Regions from separate parts of the Homo sapiens genome. Here region 2 is linked to region 1. The links are chromatin contacts, found by Hi-C or POLR2A ChIA-PET in ENCODE. All regions are on one chromosome and are shown on one strand. Each heading gives the region's core, a stretch centred on a gene start or an enhancer-like site at or near the end of the contact. The rest is flanking DNA. Distances are from core to core; before and after follow the strand shown.

What was found. A loop is a pair of places that touch in the nucleus more often than their neighbours do. ChIA-PET counts read pairs that join two places held with the same protein, here RNA polymerase II (POLR2A). Pooled maps may share reads with other maps.
Region 2: a map of mammary epithelial cell shows a loop between it and region 1 (8-fold over the local background). The contact joins two enhancer-like sites. A Hi-C loop is called at or near these places in 5 of 168 maps with a recorded cell type or tissue (Caco-2, Calu3, MCF 10A and 2 more) and 15 of 50 pooled maps. POLR2A ChIA-PET finds 5 or more read pairs at or near these places in 4 of 52 experiments (K562, OCI-LY7, PC-3 and 1 more).

What each region holds. Positions count from the first base shown.
Region 1 is chr5:157,913,335-157,917,762 of GRCh38, reverse strand. No RefSeq gene overlaps it. Among named protein-coding and RNA genes, the nearest start is that of CLINT1, 56 kb to the right of the region's middle. Within about 2 kb of position 1,907, at least 13 of the 41 ENCODE cell types and tissues checked have a DNase peak (open chromatin) inside an H3K27ac peak, as active enhancers do.
Region 2 is chr5:157,995,849-158,000,276 of GRCh38, reverse strand. No RefSeq gene overlaps it. Among named protein-coding and RNA genes, the nearest start is that of CLINT1, 140 kb to the right of the region's middle. Within about 2 kb of position 2,161, at least 3 of the 41 ENCODE cell types and tissues checked have a DNase peak (open chromatin) inside an H3K27ac peak, as active enhancers do.

The DNA of each region.
Region 1 (4,428 bases), core at 658-3,157:
AGGAACACTTTATTCAAAAGACTACTGTAATGGGGTTTTGTAGTAGGGGAGGGAGATTGGGCACAACTCCAAATACAACAACAACAACAAAAAAATGGGGATTTTGGCCAAGAAGCAGGGCAGAGGCATGAATGGATGGGAAATCACTAGGAGGGTAGGATAATTCTTGCTAAATTAGCCTAACAGGATTCTTGCTAAAGGCAGGCCAGGGTGATCAGATATCAAGGGTGAGGATTCTCTGTAAACTTACTGTCTTAGTTGATTTTGTGTTGCTATAACAGAATACCACAGACTGGGTAAGTTATAAAGAAAAGAAATAGCTGGGTGCAGTGGCTCACACTTGTAATCCCAGCACTTTGGGAGGTTGAGGCAGGAGGATTGCTTGAGCCTAAGGGTTCAAGACTAGCCCGGGCAACATAGTGAGACCTTGTCTCTACTAAAAATAAAAAATTAGCCAGGCATTGTGGCACACACCTGTGGTCCCAGCTACTCAGGGAGCTGAGGTGGGAGGATTGCTTGAGACCAGGAGGTCAAGGCTGCAGTGAGCCATGATTATCTCACTGCGCTCCAGCCTAGGTGACAGAGCAAGACTCTGTCTCAAAAAAATTTAAAAAAAGGAAAGAAAAGAAATATTTCTTACAGTACTGGAGGCTGGGAAGTCCAAGGTCAAGGGGCCCGCATCTGGAAAGGGCCTTCTTGCTGCATCATCCCATGGCAGAAGGTGAAAAGGCAAGAGAAGAGGCTGCGGTCACTTTTTTTTCTTTTTTTTTTTTTTGGAGACGGATGTCTCGCTCTGTCACCCAGGCTGGAGTGCAGTGGCGCGATCTCGGCTCACTGCAACCTCCTCCTTCCAGGTTCAAGAAATTAACCTGCTTCAGCCTCCCGAGTAACTGAGACTACAGGCACACGCTGCCATGCCCGGCTAATTTTTTTTTTTTTTTTTTTTTTTTTTTTGTATTTTAGTAGAGACGGGATTTCACCATGTTGCCCAGGTGGGTCTTGAACTCCTGAGCTCAGGCAATCCACCCACCTCAGCCTCCCAAAGTGCTAGGATTATAGGCGTGAGCCACTGCACCCAGCCTGAGCTCACTTTTTAAATAAATTCATTCTCATGATAACAAAAGCACTCCTGTGATAACAGCATTAATCCATTCATGAGGGTGGAGCCCTCATGAACAAATCGCCTCTTATTAGGCCCCATCTCCCAACACTGCTGCATTGGGGATTAAGTTTCCAACACATGAACTTTTGGGGACACATTCAAACCACTGCGCTAACTTAACAAGATTCTTGCTAAAACTGAGTGATGTGAGTCCAGCAAGGATGGACACTGAAGCTCAAGGCCTACAGGATTTAGAGGAGCCTCACTAGAGTTAGGTCCAGAAGGGATCTTTTGCCAGCAGTGACAGCTAACCTAGTCATGATGAGAGAGAAGCAAAACTTGCTGGAAGAAGACACATCTATGCCAAATCATGAAACATGAATACACTTTAGCCAAGCAGAGTGTAAAATTGGAAGATAAGAGCATCTCAGCCAGAGGAACCCACCTGTTCAAAGGCCAAAAGGTAAAAATGAGGATGGTACACACAGAAAACGGCAAAAGATGTAGCCTGGCTAGAGCCCACAGTGTACAGAAATGGAATTAAGGGTGTACCAATTAGCTATTGCTATATAACAAACCATGGCAAAACTCAGTGGCTTGAAATAATAACAGCATTATTGTTGCTCATGAGTCTATGGGTCAGTTGAGCAGTTCTTGTTTCAGTTAGGCTCATTCATGTATTGGCAGTCAGCTGAGAGCTGGGCAGGCGGCTCTCTTTTGCATGCCTAGGCATCCGCTAGCTGTAGACTGGTCTAGGATAGCCTTGGCTGTGACGACTGGGCTGTCTTCCAAATCAGCTCCCATTCTCCAGCAGCCTGGCCTGTCCACACGGTGGTGGCAGGGTTCCAAGAGAGAGCAGAAGTACTCCAGACCTCTTGAGACCTAGGCCCAGAATTGACACAGGACCACTTCCAGTGTATTTAAAAAGCCAAAGCAAGTCACATAGCCAGACTAGAGTCAAGGGGCAGGGAAATAGACTCCACCCCTTGATGAGAGAAGCTGCACAACATTTTTGCAAATCATGTGAACACAAGGAGGGAGAATTTGGTCTTTTTTTTTTTTTTTTTTGGCCTCCAAATCAACCTACTGTAGAGAGAGAGGATTGGCAAGATGTCAACCAAGAGAGACGGACAGGCCCAAATCATGAAAAGTCTTGTGTGCCAACCTCAGGAGTTGGAGAGGAAATGGGGAGCCATGGAAGAGTGACATGATCGGATATGAACTCTAGACAGGCATTGCTTTAACCCAAAAGGTAGCTGACCAGCTTGAACAACATAGTAAGATACCATCTCAACAAAAAATACAAATTAAAAAAAATAGCCAGATGTGGTGGTGTGTACCAGTAATCCCAGCTACTCAGGATGCCAAAGCAAGGTAGGAGGATTGCTTGAGCCCAGGAGTTTGAGGTTGTAGCAAGCTAGATAGTAACACTGCACTTAAGTTTGGGTGACAGAACAAGACCTTGTCTCTAAAATAAAAAATAAAGACAGTTGATAAAGACCTGGATAATGGTAGGAGAGATGGAATTCAGTCATTAGATTCAAGAGAACCACGGACGTACTACCTGCTGCGGGGGTGAAGGGGGAAACATCTAAGGTTGCATAGCTGGTGAGTAGCAGAGGGAGAGTAAAGCAAAGCTTAGCCAGGCGTGGTGGCACACGCCTGTAATCCCAGCTACTCGGGAGGCTGAGGCAGGAGAATCGCTTGAACTCGGGAGGTGGAGGTTGCAGTGAGCCAAGATTGTGCCAATGCACTGCAGCCTGGGCAACAAGAGCGAAACTCTGTCTCTAAAATAAAATAAAATAAAAAAATAAAGCAAAGTCTTCTACATCCCAATCTGATATCACTGCCATTCCTCTTCTGGGTGCAGTATTTTAAGTTCAGGGATTTTTCCATCCCTCTCCTATCAGTTGCAGTGTTCCCTTGGCCATTTTCTGAATCTATCACCCGGAAACAGACACACCAAAGCCATTCTAAGACACAAACCTCATGGAGACATAAAGTCCAGTTTATCCCAGCTAACAGTCAGAGACTTAACGCCTTTAGAGATAAGGAAATAACAATAAACACTAATAACTAGCATGTCTACCTGGTGTGGCTTGGAGAATCATTAACCTTTGTTAGATAAACAAATCTTGGCTGTTACCCACCTAGGTCTATGCTTCTCAGGGTTGTTTATGTGAGAAGCAGCTCAGTTGCAAATCAACACCTGTCATTAGGAGCATCCATTCTTTTGACTCTCAATTTGGGTCTCGTATTTGAAGCCAATTTGTTCACCCTGCCCACAGCATCTTAATCCTTTGGCACCTCCTCCCAGCCAGCCGGCTGTGTGCCTCAGTTCAATTTCAGCTGCTCTATTGAATGACTTCTCCAGAATTCTTCGCAGTGAATCGCATGTATGCCGAATAAATATTGCCTGTATTCTATCTGATCATTGCAAACATACCTTCCAAATCAGATTAAATCCACCTAATTGATTTTACACATCATGATGACAAACAAAAACTACTTCTGTTTATAGTAGAAATTTGCACCTCCACCTTAATTGCACAGCACTTTTCTGTAAAGTGGCTCAAGACACTTTGTGAATGTTATTTCATTTAATATTACACCTTTGGCGCTAGGCACAAGCCAGATTTCATTACTCTTTTTTATTCAGGTCCAGTGTGTTAACTGATTTGCAAAGCTAGCCTCAATAATTCCACCCAGCCCTAGTATATACACAGGCAGAATCTGTTTCCCCACTTTGTGAATCTGGCTTGGCCTCATCACCTGCTTGAAGCAATAGAATATGGCATAAGTGACGTTGGGCAACTCAATAGGCCTTGTAGCTTCTGGTGTGGCTCCTCTGGAGCTCCTGCTGTGTTAATTAATGAGAGCCTGCCAGACATCAATAGCAGCCTGTCAAGCCCGCCTTCTGGAGGATTAAGTAAGAGTGTGCATGCTAAGCCCCTGGCACATAGTAGGTGTTAGTTTCTTGCCTCACTTTCTATAGCAATCATTTTTATCTAGAGAAGGCTGGAACTAAATTAATAACTTTTGTATATTTTTTTAAAGAGTAAGAGAATAGTTTTTTCCTTTTCTTTGCTCAGAAATGTATTTAGAACCTGGTGTGACGATGGCCAGTTGAAGTGTGTCAAATATGATTACCATCTGAAGGACAGCAGCAGGGTTCTTCAAAAACCCTCTGCCCCTTACTGGGAGAAAGGGTTCACTTTGTAATACATTCGCAAGCAATGAGAACAGAGAGTACTTTGAGTTCTGAATACTAAGTATAGTTCAAAAATCCAACTCATTGGAAAGGAGAAAGGAAAATCACAGGTTTT
Region 2 (4,428 bases), core at 912-3,411, 82 kb before region 1:
AACCTGATGACTCCCTTCCAATTCTCAGCCAGCGTGGCTTTATAAGATGACCTACTGCCGAGCATATATATTTCTGTTTACCTAAGAATATCTATCTCATTAATATTTCAGGAAGAGATGGAGTCTAGAGGCCTAAGGGCTGGGATTTTGACAACTCATAAACACATGTTTTCTGGGATATTCATCGCAGCATTGTTTATAAAAAGTTAACACTGAGAAAAAAGCAAAACATATAAAGTTAGAGAACTGCATAAAAAACAATCACAGCCAGCCAGCCAGGTTTGAGCTCTATTCAGCCTTTGGCAAGTTACTTAATCACACTCAGCCACATGTTCCTCTTATTCACAGAGCAGTTGTGATTTTGTAGTAAAGCAGGTAAAGCAGGTACACAGCACCCAACATAGAAGTCTTGCATGATGGTGATGTGATGATGGTGATAATGGTGGTAGCAATACCACCATAACGAAAAATAATGCTGTAGGTCTTGCTTTTCTTGCTTTAAAAAAATAGCATATGTTATTAAATGTTTAAAAGCATGTCATACCACAGGGAAACTGGACAATACCTTGACCCAGTGATGAAAATTACCATCATCAATGGACATTGTGTACCCACAGATGTGATTTCTGGGGACAGACACAACGTCCTGGACCAGTAGCATTCTGGCCAGGAAGACCTAACCTGAACATAGCCAAGAGAAAACTTAAGATAAACCCAAGTTGAAGAACATTCTGTAAGATAAATAGCCTTTATTCTTCCAAAATGTCAATGTCATCAAAGGCAAAGAAAGGCTAAAGAACAGTTCCAATGAAAGGAGACCAACAAGACATGACAGCCAAATGTTATGCATGATCTTGGACTAGATCCTGGACTAGGCGTTAAAAAAATATTATAAGGGACATTATTGGGACAATTGACAAAACTGGAATACGGACCATAGATGTTAAGTATTGCTATCAATTAACTTTCCTCCATTTAGTTACTACGGCTATGTAAGAAAATATCTTTGTTCTCAGGAAACGGACATTGAAGTATGAAGTAAAGCTGCCTTAGCCACGCAGCCTACTGTCAGATGACCCAAAAATTAATGATTTTATATATATATATACACATATACACACAAGTATATACACATACAGATATATATATACATATATAGAGCAAATCAGAGAGAGAGAATTATAAAGCATATATGGCAAGAGGTTAAAAATTAGTGAATTTGGATAAAGGGCATTTGGTATTTTCTTTTAAGATGGAGTCTCCCTCTGTCACCCAGGCTGGAGTGCAGTAGTGAGATCTTGGCTCACTGCAACCTCCACCTCCTAGACTCAAGTGATTCTCCTGCCTCAGCCTCCCAAGTAACTGGGATTACAGGTGTCCACCACCACACCCAGCTAATTTTTTGTATTTTTAGTGGAGACGGGGTTTCACCATGTTGTCCAGGCTGGTCTCGAACTCCTGACCTCAGGTGATCCACCCGCCTAGGCCTCCCAAAGTGCTGGGATTACACGTGTGAGCCACCACGCCCAGCTGGGTATTTTCTTTCTTTTTTTTTTTTTTTTTTTTTTTTTTTTTTGAGACAGAGTTTTGCTCTCATTGCCCAGGCTAGAGTGCAGTGGCACAACCTCAGATCACTGCAACCTCCGCCTTCCGGTTTCGGCCTCCCAAAGTGCTGGAATTACAGGCGTGAGCCACCACACCCGGCCCAGCTGGGTATTTTCTATACTAGTAATACTCCTGCAAGTATGAAGCTATTTCAAAGTAAATAATTCCAAAAAATCTATAGAGAGGAAAAAGTACTGGAAGTAGAGATGAAACAAGATGAGTCATCAAATTATTATTGAATCTGAGTGACTGGCACATGTGGTTGTAGTGAGTGCTAAAAACTAAACACTCACACTGTGGTTGCATCATGGAAGCCGTGCCTGCAATCTGAGCCTGGATAGCAAGGCCGCCACAAAGGAACCCAAGTCAGTAGTCCCCTTGCTGGTCCTCTCCTTTCTGGGCCTCTCAGGTGCTGTAGACAGTAAAGTTCATTGTTTCACTCAAAACAGGGGTTCGTTAAACTCTCCTGCCTACTTTTGTATGTAAAACATGAGTCATGAAGCACTGTATTAGTCTGTTCTCACACTGCCATGACGAAATATCTGAGACCGGGTAATTTATAAAGGAAGAAGGTTTGATTGACTCACAGTTCCACATTGCTGGGGAAGCCTCGGGAAACTTACAGTCATGGCGGAGGGCAAAGGAGAAGCTGGAACCTTCCTCACTGGGCGGCAGGACAGAGTGAATGCAAGCAGGGGAAACGCCAGACGCTTATAAAACCATCAGATCTCCTAAGAACTCACTCACTATCACGAGAACAGCATAGGGGAACCGCCCCCAAGATTCAATTACCTCCACCTGCTCCCAACCTTGACAGGTGGAGATTATGGGGATTACAATTCAAGATGAGATTTCGGTAGGGACACAAAGCCTAACCATGTCAACTGCCATAAATAAAATGATTGTTTTGTAAAATGTGGATGTGCTCATATGTGTGTTAGTGACATGTATGTGCACATGTCTGGGTATATGCATATGATCACGTGCGTGATTGTATATGTGTGCACTTGTGTGTATGTGAGCAAGAGTGCACATCTGTACAAAAGAATATTTACCAAAGGGTTCGAAGTGCCTTTTTCTCAGCAAGGTGGGGTCGGATAGTGGTGAAGAGCACAGGTTTTAGAGTCAGATTGCCTGAGTTCGAATTCAAGCTCTTACAAATCTTAGGTGGAGCTGGACTTTCATCTTAGGAAATTTACTCAACCCCTTTGTGCCTCAACTTCCCCACCTGTAAAATATGAATGATAGTAGAAACTACTTCCTTGGGGTATTAGTAAAGTATGAATGTGTTTAGAACAGTGTTTTGTGCTGTTTTCACTATTATTTTTAGAATGTAACGTCGTGGATAATTTTAATGTCTTCTTTACCCCTTTCATTATTGTCTGAACTTTTTTTTACCGTGACTTTATAATCTGAAAACAAGAGCTTTTTAAAAAATTTTAGCAAACTAGGGAAAGATGAAGGAAGAAAGGAAGGGAGAAGGGAAAGAAAAGATTTGTTCTCTTGGGCTAATTTCATTTCCTCTACAGCTGAACTGTATGCCTTCATTGGATCATTTTAATTGCTATTATTTGAAGAAGACTTGAGGAGATATTTTTCCCAGAACATGAACATTTCTTTATAATGCAAATAGTTTTTCCGTAATTTCCCCGAATTATAGGAAATTCGGGGATCGGAAATTTCTTTTTTTTCTCTTAAGATGGAGTCTCACTCTGTCCCCCAGGCTGGAGTGCAGTGGCGTGATCTCGACTCACTGCAACCTCTACCTCCTGGGTTCAAGCAATTCTTCTCCCTCAGCCTCCTGAATAGCTGGGATTATAGGCGCACACCACCACACCCAGCTAATTTTTGTATCTTTAGTAGAGACGGGGTTTTACCATGTTGGCCAGGCTGGTCTTTAACTCCTGACCTCAAGTGATCTGCCCGCCTTGGCCTCCCGAAGTGCTGAGATTACAGGCGTGAGCCACCATGCCCAGCCATGATTGGAAATTTCTTAAAAGCAGGGTGATCACGACTGCACATCAAGACAATGGTAATATTTTTTCTTTTCCTATTTTTTATTTTGATAATTTTTAAATACATAGAAATTGAAAGAATAGTACAATGAATACCTCTATAGCCACCACTTAATTTCAATAATGGTTAACATTTTGCTGTATTTGTACTCTGTCTCTTAACACACATATACATATACATGAAGTAAAGAGGCCTTAGCCATGCAGCCTACTGTCAGATGGTCCAAAAATTAACGATTTTATGTCTACATGCACATATATCTGTAAACACATACAGATATATATACACAAACATTGCACATGAGGGAGCATGATAAGATTTTTAAAAATAGTGAATTTAAACAAAGAGTATTTGGGTATTCTCCAAACTATACTTGCAATTTTTTTGCAAGCTTGAAATTACTTCAAAGTAAATAATTCCAAAATAAGTCTATAGAGACAGGAAGGTAGTAGGAGTAGAAATGAAACAAGATGGCTCATCAGATCATTATTGAATCTGAGTGATGGGTGCATGGGGTTGTAGTGAGTGCTAAAAGCTCTTAAACTTTCACATTGTGGTTGTGTCATTGATATACACATACAGATAATACTTTTTTTTCCTGAACCAACTAAGTTGCGGCAGATATCATCCAACTTTGCCCATAAACCCTTCAGCATGACTAGCTAAAGAATAAGCACATTCCCCTAGATGGCTACAATAGTATTAGAGAATGTAAGTTACCTTCTCACATCAGTAAACATTGCCATGCAACTATTTATTCATTCCACAAGTATTTATTGAAGACTTACTCAACTAGACAGTGAGCTA